5 separate regions of the Homo sapiens genome follow, and regions 1, 3, 4 and 5 are each linked to region 2. The links are chromatin contacts, found by Hi-C or POLR2A ChIA-PET in ENCODE. All regions are on one chromosome and are shown on one strand. The core of a region is the stretch at or near the end of the contact, and the rest is flanking DNA. Distances in the headings are between cores, read along the strand shown.

Evidence for each region. Hi-C counts contacts between places; a loop is a spot of excess contacts on that map. ChIA-PET counts read pairs that join two places held with the same protein, here RNA polymerase II (POLR2A). Pooled maps may share reads with other maps.
Region 1: a loop to region 2 is called in a map with no recorded cell type, with 5 times the contacts of the local background. The contact joins two enhancer-like sites. A Hi-C loop is called at or near these places in 1 of 168 maps with a recorded cell type or tissue (A673), 3 of 37 single-sample maps with no recorded cell type and 6 of 50 pooled maps.
Region 3: a pooled map shows a loop between it and region 2 (6-fold over the local background). The contact joins two enhancer-like sites. A Hi-C loop is called at or near these places in 1 of 168 maps with a recorded cell type or tissue (GM12878), 9 of 37 single-sample maps with no recorded cell type and 13 of 50 pooled maps. POLR2A ChIA-PET finds 5 or more read pairs at or near these places in 3 of 52 experiments (BJ, WTC11 and activated naive CD4-positive, alpha-beta T cell).
Region 4: a pooled map shows a loop between it and region 2 (3-fold over the local background). The contact joins two enhancer-like sites. A Hi-C loop is called at or near these places in 3 of 168 maps with a recorded cell type or tissue (CD4-positive, alpha-beta memory T cell, Right ventricle myocardium superior and gastrocnemius medialis), 1 of 37 single-sample maps with no recorded cell type and 6 of 50 pooled maps. POLR2A ChIA-PET finds 5 or more read pairs at or near these places in 2 of 52 experiments (activated CD4-positive, alpha-beta memory T cell and activated T-cell).
Region 5: a loop to region 2 is called in a map with no recorded cell type, with 17 times the contacts of the local background. The contact joins two enhancer-like sites. A Hi-C loop is called at or near these places in 2 of 37 single-sample maps with no recorded cell type and 3 of 50 pooled maps. POLR2A ChIA-PET finds 5 or more read pairs at or near these places in 1 of 52 experiments (T-cell).

What each region holds. Positions count from the first base shown.
Region 1 is chr6:14,370,118-14,372,817 of GRCh38, forward strand. No RefSeq gene overlaps it. Among named protein-coding and RNA genes, the nearest start is that of LINC01108, 86 kb to the left of the region's middle. Within about 2 kb of position 1,359, at least 2 of the 41 ENCODE cell types and tissues checked have a DNase peak (open chromatin) inside an H3K27ac peak, as active enhancers do.
Region 2 is chr6:14,875,901-14,878,600 of GRCh38, forward strand. It overlaps LOC105374945 (a long non-coding RNA gene), which reads right to left. Exons shown (of 5, transcript XR_007059473.1): 3 at 1-370. Among named protein-coding and RNA genes, the nearest start is that of JARID2-DT, 370 kb to the right of the region's middle. RefSeq lists enhancers at 1-22, 805-1,305, 1,086-1,275. Within about 2 kb of position 1,376, at least 13 of the 41 ENCODE cell types and tissues checked have a DNase peak (open chromatin) inside an H3K27ac peak, as active enhancers do; they include GM12878 and gastrocnemius medialis, where a contact is called at or near this core.
Region 3 is chr6:15,298,239-15,300,938 of GRCh38, forward strand. All of the region lies in intron 1 of JARID2 (jumonji and AT-rich interaction domain containing 2), which reads left to right. Among named protein-coding and RNA genes, the nearest start is that of JARID2-AS1, 51 kb to the left of the region's middle. Within about 2 kb of position 1,398, at least 10 of the 41 ENCODE cell types and tissues checked have a DNase peak (open chromatin) inside an H3K27ac peak, as active enhancers do; they include GM12878, where a contact is called at or near this core.
Region 4 is chr6:15,265,048-15,267,759 of GRCh38, forward strand. The region is part of intron 1 of JARID2 (jumonji and AT-rich interaction domain containing 2); the gene reads left to right. Among named protein-coding and RNA genes, the nearest start is that of JARID2-AS1, 18 kb to the left of the region's middle. RefSeq lists enhancers at 1-180, 186-325, 2,320-2,712. Within about 2 kb of position 1,429, at least 16 of the 41 ENCODE cell types and tissues checked have a DNase peak (open chromatin) inside an H3K27ac peak, as active enhancers do; they include gastrocnemius medialis, where a contact is called at or near this core.
Region 5 is chr6:15,364,182-15,366,881 of GRCh38, forward strand. All of the region lies in intron 1 of JARID2 (jumonji and AT-rich interaction domain containing 2), which reads left to right. Among named protein-coding and RNA genes, the nearest start is that of JARID2-AS1, 120 kb to the left of the region's middle. Within about 2 kb of position 1,295, at least 11 of the 41 ENCODE cell types and tissues checked have a DNase peak (open chromatin) inside an H3K27ac peak, as active enhancers do.

The sequences.
Region 1 (2,700 bases), core at 109-2,608, 510 kb before region 2:
TATCAAAGAGGCATATTTTGGGGTGGCATGCCCTGAACCCTATCCCCTCCTTTCCATCCCTTTCTACCCAACCATTTTACCCGTCAGGTTAGAAAGTAGCTGGTGAGGCCAGACGCGGTGGCTCACGCCTGTAATCCCAGCACTTTGGAAGGCCGAGGTGCATGGATTACTTGAGTACTTGAGGTCAGGAGTTTGAGACCAGCCTGGCCAACATAATGAAACCCCGTCTCTACTAAAAATGCAAATATTAGTTGGGAGTGGTGACACACGCCTGTAGTCCCAGCTACTTGGGAAGCTGAGGCAGGAGAATCGCTTGAACCTGGGAGGCAGAGGTTGCAGTGAGCTGAGATGACGCCACTGCACTCCAGCTGGTGGATGGAGTAGAAGATTGTTGGGGCTCAAAAACTAACTCCAAAATAATGGTGCTTTGACATATTGAACTGAAGAAGGCTCAGTTTCCCTCTCCCACTGTTTCTTCCAAAGAAGTTGAAGTTCCTTTATCCGCCTAAGATCCATGCTCACCAAGGAGAACAATTGTTTTTCTCTTCTGCTTCCAAGGCCAAAAATATAACCATACCAGAGCAAGACTTTCACTGTCAGAGAGCTATTTACAAGTTAATCTCTTATTCCTCTCTTATCCCATTCCTTCTCCCTAGTAATCTTTTATTACCCCTCAGCAGAATCCTTCTTCTCTCCCTCCCATAGCCTGCTTTGTCAGGATGGTATATTAGCTTCTGAACCTCAGTGTGGGGTTGGGTCTTCATTCTGAAGCCTCCTGTATATACACATTAAATAAATTTGGATGCTTTTTCTCATATTAATCAATCTACCTCATGTTAGTGATTTTCAGCAAACCTCCAGGGCCCTCACAAGATTAGCCAGGAAAGCAAAAAAGCCAACCATATCCTCTTCCCCAAAGAAAGGCAGTGTGACTGGTGAAAATAGGGACACTGTACCTTCCTGAGTATTGAAGTTTTGCTTGATGTACTGGGCTGGACATCATTCATTTCTAAATTAATTGAGACATGACTGAGACTTCAAAGAACTGTTTGACTTTTCTATTGCTAAGACTGAACAGAAAGTTGTGGGGAATGTCCTATATTTTATTCCCAGACAAGGGAAAGATTCCCTGGCAGACAGTGTAAAAGAGAACGTGGGTGTCAAAAATATGATGCCCCATGAGGCCTGGATGATGGATGGGCTGGTTACAGTCTCTATTTTCCACTCAATAGAAACTCTTGGGCTGCCAGCAGATATTTGCAGATTCATTTAACAAATACCTGTAGTTGTTGACATACTTGGCACTTGACAGCACTAGAGAGCAACACTCAACAAACCTCATGCTTTACCCTCAAGGAGCTGATGGTCCACTGGGAAATGAAGACAAGTAAGGAGAAAATGAAAGTGACTTTTCAACGTGATAGGTATTGCTAAGGGTGCTGAGATGCACCTGATCTTGTCTCAGAGGCATTCCATGGGAAGTTAGGCTTAATTTGAGACCTGAGGGACCAGTAGGTATTGACTGGACAAAAAGAGGAAGAAGAAGAAGAAGGAAGCAGAGGAAAGAGAAGTGTTTTTCAGACAGAGTCAACAGCAGGGGGATAAAAGCTGCAGAGAGATGAACAGCGAGAAATTGGAAAGTGGAATTGAGAGTGAGAATCACAAGAAATTATAATTGAGAAATAGGGTTGCATCTTGAAGAGCTTTATAAACCACATTCAGTTTGCATTTTAATCTTAGGACAGTGTTGATTTTTAGCAAGGGAAGAATCATATTTGTGCTTCCGAACAATTTTCTCTAAAGTAAGGTAATAAGAAGAAACTATTAGATCCTTTAACTACATTGTTTAAAATGTAACCTTTAAAATTTTCTAATAGATTTATTACCCATAAACTTAATATAGTCGCAGGAGTACGTGCACATAATTTATAAATATACACGTATTTGGGAGTGCAGGGGTGATTGCTTTAGAAAAGTCACTCTGGCTGCAGGCTATGGCAGCATGGAACATGGATTGGAGGACAGCGAGGGCAGAGGCAAGGAGGCTGGTTAGGAGGCTGTTGCACTGACCCATATAGAAATGATAGAGTCAGGAACCAGCATAATGGCATTAAGTGTAGAAAGAAGTGGCTAAATTGAAGCAAGATGTTAATGTCACTCCATGTTTGCAAATAAGACTATTCCATTAGAGATCTCCAGCATCCACAGGCCAGTTAATGAGTCAGGAGAAAAAAGAGCACTGGCTGTCAAAAAATCCAGCCTTCAAGTCCTGCTTTCTTCACTTATTATGAGATTTGGGCAAATCATTTACTTGCTGAGGTTTGGTTTCCTCAATCATAAAAATGGGGCTCTCAATACAAGACCCTACCTGCCACCTGGGTCAAGTGCTGAGCAACTGAAGTAACAAAAAAGGGATGACTTTGAAAATTGTAAAGGATTAGGAAAATGATAAATATTTTTCCAACAAGGACTATATTTTTGTGTATAAGTTGTCACCAAAAACAGGATTTGACTTCATTTTTAATTAAAATGAAGAAGCTAACTATTCTTATGCTTAGCAAAAGACAGCATCTTTTCTTATTAATGTTGAAAACAGTAATAAATGGGTCAAATGGTTATGGCTTTTCCTCCTTGGGAAGCTTTGAGACTCAGTTTCCTTATGTGTCAATGGAAAATAATGGCATCTGTCCTATCTATCTC
Region 2 (2,700 bases), core at 126-2,625:
AAGAAACCAGATCTGCAGGCTAAGTAATGAAGTGTTAGGCCACAAAATACATTACCTCCCAGGAAAGCCCCTTAAACTCAGGCAAAATTCTCTCTTTATTTACTCACAGTATTTCACCAGAACTTGAAATTGTTAAAAAGTCTCTAACCAATGACACCACAGGAATGGCCCTTGGACAAGTTCTTGGTCAACCTCTGACAAACAACAGGGTGGACAGAAAAGAAAAAAAATGCACAAACCTATTTGCCAGGCCAGGTGAATGATGAGGTTTTTGTTGTTGTTGTTTCCATGTATTTGGCAGATGGTTACACCGTCATTTCTCTTCCTTTTAAAAGCTAATTCCAAATTTTCCTCTCTAGCATCCTATCACCTGAGGAAGCATGAAGACTTCAGGTGGGGGAGGAATTCAGCACCGATCGATTTTCCTTTCCAATTGGTTTTTTTAATGCAATTGATAATAACCAAAGACTTAAAAAGCCAAAAAGAAACTAATTTCAAAATGATCTCATCTTTCCACCTTGAAGACATATCACTTAATTGGAGACTCTCAAACAGAACCACACATCTGTTAACATTCCTGCATTTCCTCTATTGATTACCACAGGTCATTCCATTAATAGGAAATGGGCGAGCCAGGATATCACACTTTAATTTTTATATCATAATAGCTTGAGGATTAAGAGGAGGCCCATTTAGGAAAGGAATCACCCCAGGAAGGGGCAATTAGGAAAAGAGCAAAAAAGAGTTATCTTGCTGACCTTATCTCTATTAATTATGGAAAGTTCTCTCTCTCTCTCTCTCTCTTCAATTTTTATTTTTCTTTTTTTATGGAGATGGGATCTTGCTATGTTGCTCAGCTGGTCTTGAACTCCTGGGCTCAAGCAGTCCTCCTGCCTCAGCCTCCCAAAGTGCTGAGATTATAGGCATGAGCCACCGCACCCAGCTTCTTTCTCTGTCTCCCCCAGTCTCTCTCTCTCTCTCTCTCTCTCTCCCCTCTCAAGAGCTAATAAAACTAGTAAACAGAAAAGCCAAAGAAACTTAGGCTGCTCATGAATATTCATCTGAGGAAGGCTTCTGTCAATAAGGTGCATGGTGGGAGCTGGATTCTTCCCCTCTTCACCTAGGTTGACCAAGGGGGACATGAAGGAGCCCGTGCAAGCTCAGCCTGGGCACCCACCCATGGAAGGACAGCAGCCTCCAGGGCAAGGTCAAGCAGGAGAGGCCCCAGTCAGATTTCGATATTGAGAAGTACAACCATTTTGTGCTGTTTAAAAATACGGATGTGTAAAACCAGAGCGTAGTCATTCTTTGACATGCTGTGTGATTTTCCTACACAAATCAGAGCTTTAAAAGCCTTGGAGGGGATAAATGGAATCACAGGGCGAGTACAACAGGATACGGTGAGTCATTTCAACTTCCTGCTAAACATGAACCCTACAAAAGCTTGATGTGTCTCAGATTTTTTGCTGGGGGTTTTCCTCCTCGATTCAACCTCGGGTTTCTATGGCTTGCTCCTTCCTTCTTTTTATTTCTTTCTATGCATCACATTTGTCCTAGATCCTTCTCGGTCTATAAATAACATCATTGTGTCATGCTGGACACTGGGTTTTAAATGTCAGCATCCTGTGCGCAGCCTTACCCCATGAGATAATATGGTTTTTCTAACTGCATTCCTACAGCACTGAACTAACTGAGGTGTTCAGCTGCTAAAAATTTTCTTAAATGGTGACATTTTCATAACCCCAGGGTTAGGGGATGGGATTAAGTTAATGGATAGAATTTTCTAGAATTTTCTCAATGTTAGGCTTTTCTCCAGTAGACTTTTTTTTTTTTAGGTTTGTAGTTCTTGTGACTTCTTAAACAATGAACAAAAAGAAAAATGAAAAAGGAATGAATGTTTCTCTTGACGCAAAGAGGCAAGAATAGGATTTTTTATATTTCTGAATTAAATTTATTCTGCTTCTGATCCCCACCTGCCTAGCTGGTAGGAAATTCAGTCTCAGTCATTATTGAGGCTTCCTTCCCCCGCCGTGGCATTGTGAGTGCTATGTGGTACCAGGACTTGAATATGTGAGGAGGGAAGGAATGTACCAGGAGGTTGAGCTGTGGGGGCTGCCACTGTGGCCAACAGTCCCTCTCTCTCTGCTTCTGTTGAGCACTGGTTGCCTGGCAAGATCAGCACATCCTACTCTGAAAGAATTCAGGGAGCCCCCATGTAGCCACTGTGTCCACAGATACACCCATGGGACCCCCACCCTAACCCTACAGGCAACCTGCCACAATCCTCAGGAGGCACTTGGCACAAGAGGGACTGTCTGGGAGGAAAAACTTTTCCTCTACCCTCTTAGGTGCGGTGATTGGGGATGTGCAAACTAAACTGGCAAAAGATAGATGAGGACGAGAAAAAAAACAGATTATAATTGTATATGTACACACTGGAATTCACAAAGACTCAAGGAGTCTCAAGGAGGTGGTTAGAATTCAGGGCTTATATGCTACCCTATTAGGGGAAGGGGAGGGGCAGAGGGGCACTTCTGGGAAAACAAATGACTACTTAGAAATGGAGAAGAAATGGCACTTAGGGAAAACAAATGACTTTTTAGAAAGACAAATGTGCCCATAGGAGAATAAAAGGGAAAAATGATCTTTTTGTAACAATATCTGTTTGACTGTGGTACCAATTTCTCATTTCCAAGAAGA
Region 3 (2,700 bases), core at 148-2,647, 420 kb after region 2:
ATGCTTGCAAAATAGTAAAAGAGAACAAATTAGAAAGAGAAGAAAATATTTTCGCGAGAAATGACTGCTAGTTTTCATTAGCAGTTGTTAGTGCAATGACAGTTCTGATAAGGTTCCCAAGAGCACTCATTGCTACAGTGAGAACTCAGAATTCCATGGGTATCTTTTCGGGCTCGGTGGTTCACGCCTGTAATCCCAGCACTTTGGGAGGCAGAGGCGGATGGATTATCTGAGGTCAGGAGACCAGCCTGGCCAACATGGTGAAACCCCGCCTCTAGGAAAAATACAAAAATTAGCTGGGTGTGGTGGTGCATGCCTCTAGTCCCAGCTACCCGGGAGGCTGAGGCAGGAGAATTGCTTGAACCCAGGAGGCAGAGGTTGCAGTGAGCTGAGATCATGCCACTGCATTCCAGCCTGGGCAACAGAGTGAGACTCCATCTCAAAAAAAAAAAAAAAGAAAAAATTTCCTTGAGTTTCTTATGTTTTGTTAACTTTCTGTTATTTGTACGGTTGAAACCTCAGAGGATTAGGATAATTGCCTTTTCCAGTTTCCCTGAGCTGCTGAAAATAAACTTTCATATTTTTACTCTCCATACTCAGTATAGTTTACATCTTTAAAAGTGAACATTTATACATGTATTACTTACAAAAACACTCCCTTCTCTCAGTAAAGACCCAAATCAATCCACTAGCAAACTAGAACAAGAGAAGTTAGTGCTGGGTATCCTTAAATGTGTTCTGAGAATGATTTTATTTGCGGGGGTGGGGGGCGGGTGGAGCAGAGAGGATGCTTTGGTGGTGAAATAATTTTGGGGTGCTTGGGTTCTAAGAGGATCATGGTGTACACGAACACATCTGAAGGAAAGAAACCTGGCTATCTGTACCCGACATTTGTCAAACTTCACTGACCCGTGAGCCTTAATTTTGAATACAACCCCTTGGACATAGGGTTCTCTGGAGCCTCCTTTGAGAAGGACCAAAGTCTTGTAAAGAACGTTGAGTGTAGTTTTTGTCCCTGCTGCCACCACCTAATTTGTAAGGATGAGGGCATCAGTAGGTAGCTTGTAATCTTCATTGGGTTCTCAAATTTTAGGTGTGTGTACAACAGAGGTGTGTTTGGTAGAGGAAGGGATGACTGGGATCATGAGTTAAGGTCTTGCATACTGAGGTGGTGGGGCAGTTTCAGAGGGAACCAAAACATTTGTTGAGTCCCAGCTTTTCATCAGGACTCCTGTGCTTTGTGTCAGAAATAGATGCCATCCCTTTTTCTGTAGGAAGGAATTTATAGTTTGGAGAAGGTAGAGTTGGATTTGGAACCTCAGTTGGCCTGCGTTGAGAACTGCTGGTTTCCTGCTCAGTTAGGCCAGTTAGGGGGAAATAAGAAGACTGCCAAAACCTGTGGCTTGTGTCTCAGTTCCCTTTCTCCAGCCACTGCACCAGAGTTTGGGCGCCACACAGATGGTTCTCAGTGGCAGTTCGCAGAGCGGTCCTCATTTGGCCGGAAGCTACTCAGGCAGCCTCTGTTTCCTCACTTCAGCGGGGTGGGCTTGGGTGTGGGTGAAAGAGATAAGATATTTAGCAGTGAGTCATTTTTTTCTGGTAGTTTGACCTGGTTGCTTTGAGGATGATTGCTTCATCCTTTCTCGTACTTTACCCACTGTCCCTTAGGAAAATGGGGGTCCTGTCCGGCCAGTGTTGTTGGTATCTCAGGCCCTGTGGATGTGGGATTCTGCATATCTCTTGAACTGCCTGTTTCCTCCCAACCTCCAAAAGGTTATAATGTCCCCATTCTTCTATGAGTGACCAACATGGAATGCCATGTATGCTCAAAATATGATTTCTCATTGGCCCAGTGTTTGTAAGAAGAAACCTCTGATTTAGGGTGTGCTTCTTTATCTCCTGCATTTGGGGTTGGGATAGGCAGAAATCTGTTGGAAAAATTTTCCGCAGTGAAGGTTGGATGGGTGTTCTGTCCTGTTTTTAATTCTTTGACCACAGGACCTTTTCTCTTGTAAACACTTAAAAACCTCTAAGGCTAATGAGCAAAGCCTGGTGTGATGTATATTTTAAGGAAAGGTGTATAACAATACATGTGTACAAGGAGGGAAGCGGAGAAGGGCATGGGAGTAGAAGGGATCATTCCCCTGCAATTGGATAAGTGACATTTAAGCTGCATTCCATGTAAGCTTTTGGGCCTGGAAACCTTCCCCTCCCATCTTCCTGAGATACTGTGCTTGTTGTGAGCTCATTCAGAGTAATAAACTGTACCCGTAATTCATGAGCTTGCAAGGCCTTCTTTAACCGCTTGCAGCCAGGAGACTAATGACAACATTTAAAATTATAGATTGCTCATTTTGGAGTCTATCTGTTTCGAGTTATGAATGAAATTTCTTAGCCACTTACTGGACAGTAGAACCTGTTTGCAAAGACCCAGTGTCCTCATGTTGTGTGTGTGTGTGTGTGTGTGTGTGTGTGTGTGTGTGTGAGAGAGAGAGAGAGAGAGAGAGAGAGACAGAGAGGAGGGGTGGAGAAAGGGAGCAAGCAGTCCCCCCTTTATGTATGATTCTTAGAGGTGTTACAGGATGCAGTAACCATGAGGACTCTGGTGTTGCACAGAAGTTGAATTCTTACTTGGAAAGTTTAGGTCTGGGACGGAAGGGTGACAGAAAAAGGTTAAGGTTACCCACACTCTATCAGTGG
Region 4 (2,712 bases), core at 179-2,678, 390 kb after region 2:
CAGCTGCATAAGTGATGAGGCCAAGTTGAGGAATCCATTCCAGTGCGCAGTGTGCAGGCTGTAGCTATTATTGTTTACAGAATTAGTGTGTTGGAGCTTTAAAATAGTTGGCACATCGTCTGCCCTTTAAAAGCACAAGACTAAGGAATGAGACCAGTTGGTTGTCCTTGTAATGTTGGCCGGATCCAGCCCAGCCCTTGTCTTTTAACAGCTACTGCTCCGGGCTGTGCTGTGGGACTTGACTACTCTTTGGAGGAAGTGGGGGTGCTTGCTGAGTTCTTGTCTCTGTAGTTCTGCATCCCAAACTTAGGTTTGCATTAAAAAAAAAAAAACAAAAAAAAACCACGCAGTCATTTAGAGTTCCATAAGTGTAATTGAGATTTAAAGCCTTAATCATCCTCCCAGCCCCAAATAGGTATAGGACTGTCAGCTGGGATTTCAAATATCTGTGCAGTAACATTCCAGATTTGGCTCTGTGAGATTTATTTTGTGAAGTGATACTGCTTTGGGACTTGCCCTCATCTCTCCCCATGGGTACAGAAGTTAAGGCTACTTCTTGGCTGGCAGCCAAGAAGCCAGGAAAGCCCCATTGGACAGGTCACTTTCCAGGCAATTAAGGAGTATTCTGCAGGGCTCTCCGTGAATGCTGTCTTAACAGTGTAAGGTGACCCTCTTCCCCAGGGACCTGATGAGCCCGGGCAGCATGTTCACTTGCTTTTGGACTGGGCAAGCAGGAATCTGGGACCAGCATCATGGTCATTCACAGGATAGTGTGGGATTGTCCCAGCCCCTCCCTCATTTACATTCAGACCCCTTCTCCACTCAGGGGTCTCTGCCTCATGGAAACTGGAGGGCATGGGCGGTGGCTGGTCTGTTACGGTTTTGAAAGTGGAGCTCATCAGGTCTCCTAGCCAACGGGGGTGAATAATTGTGCTTCCTTCCTCCCAGCTGGAAAAGGTCCCAAAGTGCTCTCTCATATTCATAAAAGAGATGGCACGAGGCTTAGTGTCTCCAAATTAAAGGTCAATACTGATCAGCTTTCTCTCAAAGAACTGTCACATATGCTCTCCTGGAGACATTTGTGTCTTCCCATTTTACCTTAGGAAGTCTCTGGAGCCCAGGAAGACAAGTGTGTCCGATGAATCTCCTGTGGTGTTGGTACTGATTAAGCAGAGTTTGGGGATCCTTGTATGGCCCCTCTTTTAAAGAGCTTTTTAGCACGGTCTCTGCCAAGTATATTTTAACTATTAGTTACAATGATCTTCCAACAGAGAGCAAACAACATAAGTAATAGTTTAGAGTTTTACTTCTTAACGTCTTCCCAAATTCCTTCTCTTTCTCTTTCTTACCTGCACCCTGGAATAGTAGTAATGAAAAGGAAAATAGCAAACCGTGAGCTCCATATCCTCTCCCGCTGGGGGAAGGACTAATTTGCAGGGCCTCATAAGGAAACAGCAGTTTCATGGTCATTGTTGTCAGCCTAGCAGCGCTTGGTTGCACTTCCGTTGCTCAACGTGTTTCTCCTGGCTAGGGTGTTTGTAGTATATTTTGAGTTTTAGGAATCTTTCATCAAAGTTTCTTCTGCTTTTTTGTCATTTTAAGGCAAAACATTTTCTTTTGGTAGCTTGAAAGTTCTACACTCTCAATGTTTAAACATTTTTTGGGGGCAGGGTGAGAAACAGCTTTGTGGACGCATATCTGATTGTGTGTGTTTGTTATTTCATGTCAGAGTCATCTCATGACCCCAGGAGACCTCGCCAGTGGCCTGCCTCCTAGAAAATGCACTGCTGTAATAACAATCAGGGCGCCAGCTGACCACTGGTTGTCCCTCAGCCACTTATTAGCTGCATGTCCAGGAGGATCACCAGGCCGTGGTTTAAATTCTCAGTGTTCTCCATTGTAATGTGGGGTGCACGTGCGTCCCTGAGTGGAGATTAGGTGCTCTAATAGGCACAACTGTGCCCCTTTCATTGTAGGCATTCTCTTCCACCTGTATATTAGTATTGCTTCTAGCTGCGTGATCGAGGGTTTGGGTTAATGCTGACATATTGCAACTTACTGGATGGCAAACAGTTAAGTTGTCTTCTTTGGCTGTGGGGAGAGATGGTGAATTCAACACTCTGAAACTCTGAACACAGTGTCCAAAGAGACCCTGGGCTTCCTGGAGTGTTATTCTCTTACTCTCCTAAACTATTCTCCCACTCCCATGAAAAAGAAAATCTTAAAGCGGCTTATCAGTATCTGACATAAGACAGAGTGAGGCCTTTCCTTTTATCTACATAGAGATAGCTCAAAGATCTGCTTGAGGGGCAGCAAAAGGCATGTCAGCAACCACCAGGAAAGGATCCTGAAGCCTAACCAACTGGTTATAAACAGCAGTAGGTGCCCAGGAGGGAACCGATACCTTCTGCAAGAGCATCAGTTGTGAAATGGCCTAGGTACAAGGATGTTCTTAGAATCAGGTTTCAAATTATAGTAACATGTAGACAGACTCTGAATGCTCTGGGAATGGAGTAAGCTGGTTCTAGTGAATTTTCTGGTTGACTGTTTCAAGCCATGGCATTAACTCCTTATGAAGGATATTTTTTGGCTGTCCTGTCTTCAGAAGTCCGGTGTGACGCGCGAACTCAATGGTTGCGTTCCCGAGGACCTTATGGAGTGCTTCCTGTCTGTCTGCCAGTGCTTTGTTACTGTGCACCTCTGTAGATATGC
Region 5 (2,700 bases), core at 45-2,544, 490 kb after region 2:
TGATCCCCCAGCAGTGTCCTGGGTCCTGGTGGAAGAAACAGCAGCACTAACTCCTTTCCATCACCCACAGGGCCGTAATTCTAACCAGCCCTGTCAGTAAGGGGCAACCATGAATCAAATCAAGCCTGTTTTGGCCACCCTGTGGGTACTTGGAGACTGGCTGGTGGATAGGACTGGTTTTTGTCTGGCCTCAATCCCGGAGGCTTTATTTTGTAGTGATTTCCTTAGAAAAGGATTTGAAGGTGTAGGAAAGCAGTGTGTCTTCAAGGCTTTGCAGACAGACTTTACTTCATCTTCAGGATGTTTCCTGCAAGAGGGGTTTCCTGCAAAACCCCTAGAGGCCAGATGTGCCCCACAGGACTGGAACCACTTCCAACCTGGAGAGTTGTATGAGTGGATGTCTGCACTTTGAATAGTTCTTGCCTGCTTTAGACTCTAATTTTCTTGTAAAAGATTTCTTATCTCCCACAGTTTTCTTGGTAAATGGAGTAACACATAAGGCACATAAGACTCTCAGGGACGTAGTAAAATGCACTATCACGTAACACGCAATGTCAATTGAAACCCTATCCAATTTAATGCAGATATGTCAGTGCTGTCCAAAAGAACTTCTTGTGATGACAGAACCGTTCTGTAGCTGTGTTGTCCATTGACAGGTGGTCGGATTGTGGCCATTGAGTAACTGAAATGTGACCAGCATGACTCAAGGACCTTAATTTTAAATTTTAATTGAGTTAATTATAAGTACTTACATGTGACTAGTGGCTACTGTATTAGACGGTGCAGATTAGAATGTGGCATTTGGGGATTTTTTGGGGGTATATCATAATGAACATAAAAAGGCATTAGTGATTAAAAGATCCAAATATTAGAATTTCTTTGTAAATAAATTAACATAAATTCCCAAGGAAATTCTAGTAACATAAATTCCCAAAGTGAAGTCATATATAGTTGCACACTGGCATTGGTGATATTGAACTATTTATTTGATTTGATTTTTGAAGACACTGGCCAATAATTTATTTGTAATTTGATTTCCTCGCCACCACTCCATCAGTGAAGGTACATTGACAATCCAGGTGTCTGTTAGATGCTGGAAGATAATCCTGCTGTAGATCTTGGGTCTTTTTTGATTACATTGAAAAAGCGAACCGTCAGATCCAGCACTGCAGGAGGTTTTAATGCCGTGTTGCGTGGTTCTGGCTGCTCTGTTCCCTGACTGCACCCTTTAACCATGAGCGTGCGGACGTCTTGCTGCCATGCTGCTGCCTTGACGACGGCGGATGTCTGACATGCTCAGACGCAAAAGAGCTGACTTGGCAGCTGCCCAGCAGATTTTTATAAAGGCTCAGTTGGTGGCCGGAGATTCAGCCTGTCAGAGTTGTGTTATGCAATAAATCGTTTTCAGCAGAAGTTCTTAATCCAATTTCAGCTGCAGCTTTTTTTTTTTTTAAATAGGCAGTAATCAAAGATAAGTACACATTATTTAATGGGAGTTTGGAAGAAGTAAAACTCTCCTTGCAGAAGCATTTTCAGGCCGTTTACCCTAACCTGGGAAGCATGTCTGTCTGAAGAAATTTGCTGCTTTGAAGTGCTTTTAATTTAAACCCTAGGCAAGGGAACATCATTCACAAGTTCAGTAAGTAAGTTTCTTCTCTCAAGATGTTTCCTGGCCCCTTATTTCCAGTTGTGAATGTTACTCAGGCTTCACTTTATTTGAATATTGACAGACTACTTTTTTTTTTTGGAATTAAATCAATTGGAAATTATTAGTACTACTGTTACTTTGTTAAAAGGGAAGAAAAGGTTATTTTAGACAAAGTTGAAGTTGTACCTTTCTCATTTTCCTTCATCACCCCCAACCCCATTTTTGTTTACACTTAATCTGTGGGAAGAATCAACATTCCCTCCCAATTTTTTATTTGGTGCTTTCGTTTTTCTCTCAAAGTGTTGCTGGAACAGGTTTGGCATATCAGGCAGCCACAAGTTGTTTCAAGTAGGGTGATTTAACAGCAGGTATATGAGAAACACGTTCTGAAAATAAAAGGCATTCATGTACAGGATTCCAGTCATTTATCCTTGGGAGGAGGAAATAGCAATCAATCCTTTCCTTGTCCATGGGCCTAGTTTTTTAGAATGTTTTTTTTCATTTGCTATTCAGCTCTGTACGGCTGTTGTTCAGATCCACCATCCTTAATCCCATGATATGACATTGCATGTTGGTCCTTTGGGCATTGGAGTCAGGAAAAGCACTTCTTTTTCTTTTTGAAAGTAGCCACATCCCTCCACCTGTAGAGCTCTAGCGATCTCTATATGTGGGTGGGGGGCGGGGGGGGCGGGGGGGGTGGGGGGTGGGGTTGGCAACTCCAATTGCCATGTCTTAGCATTTCTGTGAATTTTAATAAAGAGGCTCTGTGTTAGGAGATCTTCCTGCCTGTGATCCTGAGTGCTCCTTTCCTTGGTCTCCTATGGCCCCATCAATTCGAAGGCGATTTCTGCATTTCAGTTGGTTTTAGGTACTAGGGGTTGTGAAGAGCCTTTGATGTCCTGTGCCCCTGCCCAGTGGAAGCAGGATTGTTTTTTTGCAGCACCTTCCGTAAGTGCACCTAGGTTGCCACCTTCTGCCTCTTTATCACCAGGTTGTTATTTAAAACATTGGTGGGGGGTCTGAATTCCAACTTTAGAACAGATGTGTGTCAC